Regions from separate parts of the Mus musculus genome. Here region 2 is linked to region 1. The links are chromatin contacts, found by Hi-C or POLR2A ChIA-PET in ENCODE. All regions are on one chromosome and are shown on one strand. The core of a region is the stretch at or near the end of the contact, and the rest is flanking DNA. Distances in the headings are between cores, read along the strand shown. Region 1 holds the start of Sult2b1 (sulfotransferase family, cytosolic, 2B, member 1). Region 2 holds the start of Lmtk3 (lemur tyrosine kinase 3).

What was found. Hi-C counts contacts between places; a loop is a spot of excess contacts on that map. ChIA-PET counts read pairs that join two places held with the same protein, here RNA polymerase II (POLR2A).
Region 2: a loop to region 1 is called in a map of left cerebral cortex, with 6 times the contacts of the local background. The contact joins the promoter of Lmtk3 here to the promoter of Sult2b1 in region 1. A Hi-C loop is called at or near these places in 8 of 37 maps with a recorded cell type or tissue (CH12F3, gastrocnemius and left cerebral cortex). POLR2A ChIA-PET finds 5 or more read pairs at or near these places in 4 of 5 experiments (Patski and embryonic stem cell).

What each region holds. Positions count from the first base shown.
Region 1 is chr7:45,741,171-45,744,975 of GRCm38, reverse strand. Sult2b1 (sulfotransferase family, cytosolic, 2B, member 1) reads left to right here and starts at 2,498. Exons shown (of 6, transcript NM_001360784.1): 1 at 2,498-2,922. The coding sequence starts at 2,616. Gm31597 (a long non-coding RNA gene) reads right to left here and starts at 3,014. Exons shown (of 3, transcript XR_391433.4): 1 at 2,845-3,014.
Region 2 is chr7:45,783,258-45,787,041 of GRCm38, reverse strand. Lmtk3 (lemur tyrosine kinase 3) reads right to left here and starts at 1,695. Exons shown (of 15, transcript NM_001290990.2): 1 at 1,361-1,695; 2 at 458-591; 3 at 82-232. The coding sequence starts at 1,436. Gm5897 (predicted gene 5897) reads left to right here and starts at 2,575. Exons shown (of 2, transcript NR_153811.1): 1 at 2,575-3,773.

The DNA of each region.
Region 1 (3,805 bases), core at 1,249-3,748:
AGCTCTCTCAAGGAATTGGTGAGATCAAAGACTAAAGCATACCTGGGGCTAACCTTCCTTGGAAGGTGACTCAGTTTCCCACTCCTGTAATGAGAGAGAAATAGCTCTCTCAAGGAATTGGTGAGATCAAAGACTAAAGCATACCTGGGGCTAACCACCGAGTATCTCTTAAAAGCCCAGTACTTAAGATATACAAGCACTTATAATCCTCAGTAGGACTGAAGGCTTGAAGCAGTAATTATTGCTGGCTGCTTGTGACAGGTGAGGAAACGGAGACTCAAGGAGGCAAGGCTCGTTAGACTTTGCCACTGGCAGACCTTCACCAGCTAATCTGCCTGGTAACCATTGACCTCACTGCTCCTGCCTGGTCATCCAAATCTGCCTGGTAACTGGTGATGTCACACATTCCTGGGGTTCAACCTATGGAGGGGTAGGATAACATCACTGAACAAATGTAGTATCTAGAGAATTTACAACTTACAAGGCACACTGAACAGGCTGAACACTGAGCAGGCTGGCCTGAACAGGGCCTTGATAATGCTGGGCCACTGCTGGACAAAATGGTTATTCCTTAGAAATCTCAGATTTATGGGATGTGAGCTTCAAACCAGGATGGATGCTGACCACTTACAGCCAGCCTCCTGCCTTTCTTCTCTGTGGAAATTTAACCAACTTTGATACAATGCTTTCTCCAGGTTAGACAGAGCCCCGAGTGCTTTACAAAATGCTACAAGGTAGCAGGCATTATATCCATCTATACACCAGAAAACCCAAGGCACAGAGAGCATCCCACAGTGAGCGTTCCTAAATGCCTTCTCCTCCATGTGTCTGAGTTTTACCTCAAAACCAAACTCTCGTTGTCAGCATTGTCATTACTGCTGTTCTAGGGCCTAGTGACACACCATACAGCCATGCCCATCCCTCACTGGGGAGTTCTAGGCAGAGGCTCTACCACTGAGCCACGTCGCCTGCCCCTCATTGGGTGTACAGGCTGGTTTTGTGTCAACTTGACACAGGCTGGAGTTATCACAGAAAAAGGAGCTTCAGTTGAGGAAATGCCTCCATGAGATCATGAGATCCAACGGTAAGACATTTTCTCAATTAGTGATCAAGGGGGGGGGGGCTGTGGGTGGTGCCATCTCTGGGCTGGTAGTCTTGGATTCTATAAGAAAGCAAGCTAAGCAAGCCAGGGGAAGCAAGCCAGTAAGTAATATCCCTCCATGGCCTCTGCATCAGCTCCTGCTCCCTGACCTGCTTGAGTTCCAGTCCTGACTTCCTTTAGTGATGAACAGCAATGTAGAAGTGTAAGCTGGAATGGGGATTCTAGGTAGGGGCTCTACCACTACAAACTTTCTTCTTTCTTTCTTTCTTTCTTCTTTTTTTTTTTTTTCGTTTTTCAAGACAGGGTTTCTCAGCCGGGCGTGGTGGCGCACGCCTTTAATCCCAGCACTCGGGAAGCAGAGGCAAGCAGATTTCTGAGTTCGAGGCCAGCCTGGTCTACAGAGTGAGTTCCAGGACAGCCAGGGCTACACAGAGAAACCCTGTCTTTTTTTTTTTTTTTTTCCGAGATAGGGTTTCTCTGTGTAGCCCTGGCTGTCCTGGAACTCACTCTGTAGACCAGGCTGGCCTTAAACTCAGCGATCTCCCTGACTCTGCCTGGGACTTAAAGTGTGCGCCACCACACCCCAGTGTCTTTTCCTTTTTGAGTCCAAATCTCCCTGTACTTTTGGAGTTGGCCTTTAGTTCTCTGTCCTCCTGTCTCAGCCTTTGGGAATGACCAGCGTGATGTGATCCACTGGTCTCACTCACAGAGGTCCCACCAGTCAGAGGAACGAAGCAGATGCGGCATCCAGAAGCCAGGCTGTTCTTAGGAACTTTTAGTGGGTGCGTTTCTTCAAAACAAAGCAATATGCTGTGGTTTCCTTTTCCCTCAAAACATGAAACCAAGGGTTGTAGCGTGGTGGTCGAGTGATAGCCTAATGTGTCAGCATCAAGGCTCAAGCTCCATCAGTACAAAAAAATCAGTAGATAAAATATGTGTCCCACATGAGCCTGGTGGCCCAAATCTGTCATCCTAGCTACTTAGGAGGCTGACACACAAGAATCAAAAGTTCAAGACCAGCCAGAACAGCTTAGTGAGACTCTGTCTCCAACAAATTAATAGAGGGCTGTGGGCGGGGCTCACAGTGCGGGGGGGGGGGGGATGGGGCGGGGCTCCGTAGTGGACCACTTCTTGCACCATTCTGAAAGGTCTAGGTTCAGTCTTCTCTTTGGAAACTCGGTTTCGTGGCTGCGTAAATGCGTCATGGCTTTGGGACAAACAGCTAGATCGTTTTAGCTTCTCGGTGAGTCATCGTGGGTTCTCACATGGGCTCTGCAGCGTGCAGCGTTGGCGGGGGCACCTGCCACCTTTGGCTTGGGTTCCTCGTTCGGAAAATGGCCTGATGACGTGGTGTCGCCCTCCAGGGTTGGGATGTGGAATAGACATAAGGAGAACACTTAGCTCCACTTTGCAGACATGAAGTACCCTTCCTCCTACCAGAAGCGTAGCTTTGGGCGAGTCACTCCCACCCTCCACGCTCAGCTTTCTACACCCATAGTGTGGGGGCGACAGTATGACATCACGGGACTGCTGTGGTGGAGTTGAAGTGGATCTACTCCTCAGGTGGACACACGGGGCTCAGAGAAAGGACACTCCTCACTGGCGTGTGAATGGAGGGCCCTGCGACTCTTGCCCACCTCCTTGGTCTTCTTTACACGTGCCCTTCCCCTCTTTCAGCTGGAATTTTGGAGGTGAATACTTCAGATACAAAGGTATCCCTTTTCCTGTCGGCATGTACTCACCGGAGAGCCTCAGTCTGGCTGAGAACACTAGCAACGTGCGGGACGACGACATCTTCATTGTCACCTACCCCAAATCAGGTACCGGTAGTGCTAGTCTGGGCTGGGGAGGAAGGGAGGAGAGAAGGGAGGAGGAAGGGGAGGAGCCTGCTTTGCAGAACCCGGCAGCTTGTCCTCTGCTAACAGTACCTTCCTTTGCACTGCGCACTAAGTCCCTGCTCCAGGGAGACTCTGAAGGCCTAGCTAATGTCCCCTCCCCTCTAGGGCTGCCACAGTGTCCCCAATCCTTCCCTGTCTCCCAAGCCTTCACAGCACTGAGTGCCACCAGCCGCGCATGGTTTGCTGGGTAATTTGTTCATTTTTGTTGAGAAAGGTTTTCATGTAGCCCAGGCTGGCCTTGAACCTCAGCTGGTCCTGCTGTCTCAGTGTCTCGGGTTCTGGAATGGCAGGTGTGTGCTGCTGGGCACAGTGTCACTGGGTAAACCTCTGCTTATCCACTGGAAGGTTAATCTGGCTCTCTCTGAGCGCTCTGTCTGCCCTGGCTGTTGCTTGTTCTCGGAACCGCGCGTGTCTGTGGAGGAGGTTCCTCATTTCGTGTGAATTCGCATGCAGACTACTCCACAGTCTTCACAGAGAAGGAAAGCCACTGCGCATTCTGCTTCTCTCTTTGTCGCTGTAATAGACCACCTGACCAAAAGCAACCGAAGGAAGACAGGCCCTGTGTGGCTTACACTTCCAGGCCCCAGCCTTATCACAGAGAAGCAACGCAATCAGGAACAGAAGCAGAAATCACACAGGATCCTGCTGTGACTGCCTGGCTCCTTAGAGCTTGCTCAGCTAACTCTATAAACCCCAGGCCCCTGCCCAGGAGGGGCACTGCCCTGAGTGGGCTAGGACCTTCTCTATCAATTAGCTATCAAGAGTGTGCCCCCGGGCAGCATATGTCTTTAATCTCAGCACTAAG
Region 2 (3,784 bases), core at 446-2,945, 43 kb before region 1:
TCTGCCCTCTCCCCTCCCTGAGCCACGAAAGGAAGCCCTCAGTGTTGGGATCGCAGGATTCTGGGGTGGAAGGAGCAGTACCTGAGTGTGGAGGCTGCGGGGCAGGCATTGGCAGTGAGACCTCTGCCAGCGGCAGAATATAGACATCAGGCAGCGACTGTGAGGAGGAGGTCTCCTCCGCAGGGGGGGTGTACTCCCCAGAGCAGTCCTCCCCTTCCGGGTTCTCAAACTCCTGGGGTACGAGAGGTGAAGAATGGGAGCATCGGGAGGAGGGTGCTGAGATGCCGCCATCCTGCCCTAATTGCCTCCCTTCAGTCCACAGACCTGTCCCTCAAATCCCAGCCCAATTTCCGCTAGTGTGCGCATCCCAAAGCCGTAGGTCTTGGGAGTGCTCTGGGACCTCCAGTCTCTTTGCTGCCTGGGGTCTTTCTCCCAGGTTAGTCCTAGGGCACCTCACCTTGAAACGAACATCACCCCGTTTGCAACACAGACAGGTAAGGAGGAGAAAGATGAAGGCCAGCAGACCCGAACAGGAAATGAGGACCACAGCGTAGGGCGGAGCCAAAGGGGCCCGGCTCAGAGCGAATCCATCTGTGGGCATAAGGCTAGGCTGGGGTCTGGGCTTCAAGACACTGGCTACCGGACTCATGCCCCTCCCATCCTAGGCTAGTCTTGGACTACAACCCCCATGATGCTCCGAATCCAGGGGCTCCTTGGCAGGGGAGCCAGGTGGTCTAACGTATTGTGGGAGTTGTAGTTTAAGGTCTTCCCAGGTGGTTGGGGGTGGGGTCCCTCCTATCGTTTCAAACTGGGACCCACCCCCCACCCCAAACGCATCCCGTAACCCGGATACATTCCAGTGACCAGCAATAGTGAGGCCTGGAGCTCTGAGAATTTACAATATGCTACCATAGACAGCTTCATGACCATCATTCCCCCAATAGCAGGCTGTTGGCAGATATTTGCCCCGAGCTGAACGCACTGCCCACCCCACGCCTGAAGGGTGACTGAGAACTGTTTCTTTTAAAGACACAGGGAACACAGACTTGTTCTCTAGCCTCAGCCTCAGACCTGAGGGAGGGGTCTCTGCAAAGCCTCAGCTGTGTTCCCCTTAGAAATAGGGTCTCTCTCTTTCCCAAAGGCCGCGGCCTTCCATCTCCCCGCGCACCCGTGTGCACTCGCGTGCACATGAGCTCACATGCACGCTCACAAGCACGCACTCGGCCCGCAGCCCACTCCCCACCCGCCCTGGCTGGTCTCCCTGGCCCTGCAGACCCGTTGGTCCCCAGGGACTGCGCACAGGTGCCGGGCGGACCCGGTGGGGGTGGGGCGCGGGCCGCGGACGGCTGGACATACTCACCCGGGTGCGCTGGGGACGCCAGGCAGCCGGAGGCGGAGACGGCCGCCAGGAGGATGAGTGCGCCGGGTGCAGGCATCTTGTCCAGGATGGAAGGGAGGTGGAGGAATCGGCGGCTGGGGAGGAGGGGGGGCGGGCCCTCAGCCCCCAGCCATGGGGACCCGCTCAACCCTGGCCTCCCTCAGCCCAGGAGAGGGGCGGGAGATGCAGGACAGGGGGAGGGAGGGGTTGCTTACTGGTTCTGATACCCCCCTCCCCCTCCTCGAAAGGACAGACGGATGAAGGGATGGAGAGGCGGACGGAGGAGAGGAGCTGGGGAGCCGGGGTTGCTGGGGTAGGGGGGAGGGGAAGATGGGGGGGGGAGAGAACGAGGGCCCCGCCCCCGAGGACAATCGGGATTGGGGGAGCAGAGAGCCTGTCAGAGGAAGGGTGGGAGGAGGAAGGAGGGAGCGTTGTCATGGCAACTGGTTCCCGGTTGCATTGGCTGCCAGGCGGGAGGGGAGAATAGGGAGGGGGAGGAGGGACAGACAGAGACCAACAGACCCTTGGAGGGGGGCAGGGTCCACAGTGCGTGGCCCTGACACCACTGTGACACAACACTGGTGCCCACACGTGTGCTACATGCTAAGATGCAGATAGCAAGCCCACGCAGCCCACACACAGCTGAGACATGTCACAGGAACCTTCACAAGCGCCTCTCATACAAAGGTGGACAGCCATCAGCAAACGGAGACAAGGACACGTCACACACAAAGACACAGGGACAGACCACACTGAGAATGCATAGGCAGTCCAGACTCTGGTTGGTACAGATTCACCCAGCCACACAGGAATACCCAGCATCACATGAACACACACGCACACGCACACATACAACACAGAGCTCCAAACATAGGGAGGTATCACAAAGATCCATTCAGACCCTTTGGGACATGAGGAGGCATGCTGTCATAAACTGATATTCCACACAGGCAACAAAGAACACACAGAAATCACTAACTCAAACACGTAAAGCCAGTTGCATGCACACAGACACAGGCTTGTCAGTCACATATGGAGCATACAGAAACAACACATGCATGTATGCAGGCACGGGGTTTGCACATTGCTCACCTTCAGGGACAAATGCATATCACATACATGCACACGGGAACACACGGTTCATACATGCAGAGCTACATAGCTTATGCAAAAACACAAATATAGAACGGGTACAAACATGCCCTGTGCACACGTATTACACACAAAGGCACACCACCTACCTAAATAGACAGCATGAATGGACACACTCTTTAGACGTGATTATGAGGACTCCTTATCCACTGCAGTCTCACACCACAGACATCAACACACATGGGCACAAAAGATGCATAAGCGTAGTTTATTTCATGTATTTATTCTTGGCAGGATTTACTCTGCGCCAGGCGTTTCCCAAGATTTACAGTATTACCTTCCAATCATTACAACAGCCCCCAAGACAGGTTCTTTTTTCATGCCCAATGTATAGGTAAGGAAACTGAGGCACAGAGAGGGGCAGTCACCTGCCCCATGCACAGAACAGGGGATAGGCAGAGGTAAGGCTGGAACCTGGCCGTCAGGGACACCGACACATCAGACAAGACACACACACACACACACATCACGTGCCAGGCTGCAGTCTCGGGGTCCCACCCTACGCGGCGGCACACAGAACTGCAGACACACCCGGAAGCGCGGACTGCCGCCCTCGGCGAGGATGTCTCCATGGTCCAGGAATACCTGCGACTCGTCCCCTCAATGAGGCTGGACCAGAGCTGCGCGCGCAGCACGGCTCACTGGGGGCACGGGGAGGAGGGGAAGCCTCGCGGGGGGCTCACTGGAGAAACTGAGGCAGGATCATCGTGGAATGGAAGTTCAGAAAGGTACAGGGAATGGGATTGCAGTGACCGGGGAGTGAGCACGCAAAGCGGACCCCCTGACTGAAGAACCAGAGCCTGGAGAAAGAGAAGCTCACAGGGAGTCGTGGGCCCGCGCAGAGTCTTCTGGGAAATGCAGTCCTTGTTGGTCTAGCGAGGAGGCTTAGGTTGTCCGTTGCGCCACCTGCGGGGGTTTTAGCCTGAGGGTGACAGGCCGGGCGGGCACTGGCTACCAGTAATGAGGGCGGGAAGATTGACGCCGCCGTTTGTTCATAAGTTCACTCAACAAATGTTTACTTTTGAGTATTTGAATGTGGTTGGCTCAGCGGTGTGCCAGGAGTCAGGACTGCTGGAAGAAGCCGGCTATGATGTCCAGCTCTTTAATCACCACCAAAGTTTTGTGTGGATTTGCTTTGTCGAGACGGAGTCTCACTGTATCCCAGCGCTACTGGAACTTACTCTAGCTCTGGACGTCCACGAACAATCTTCTGGCCTCAGGCTCTTGAGTGCTTGGATGACAGGTGTGGTCCAA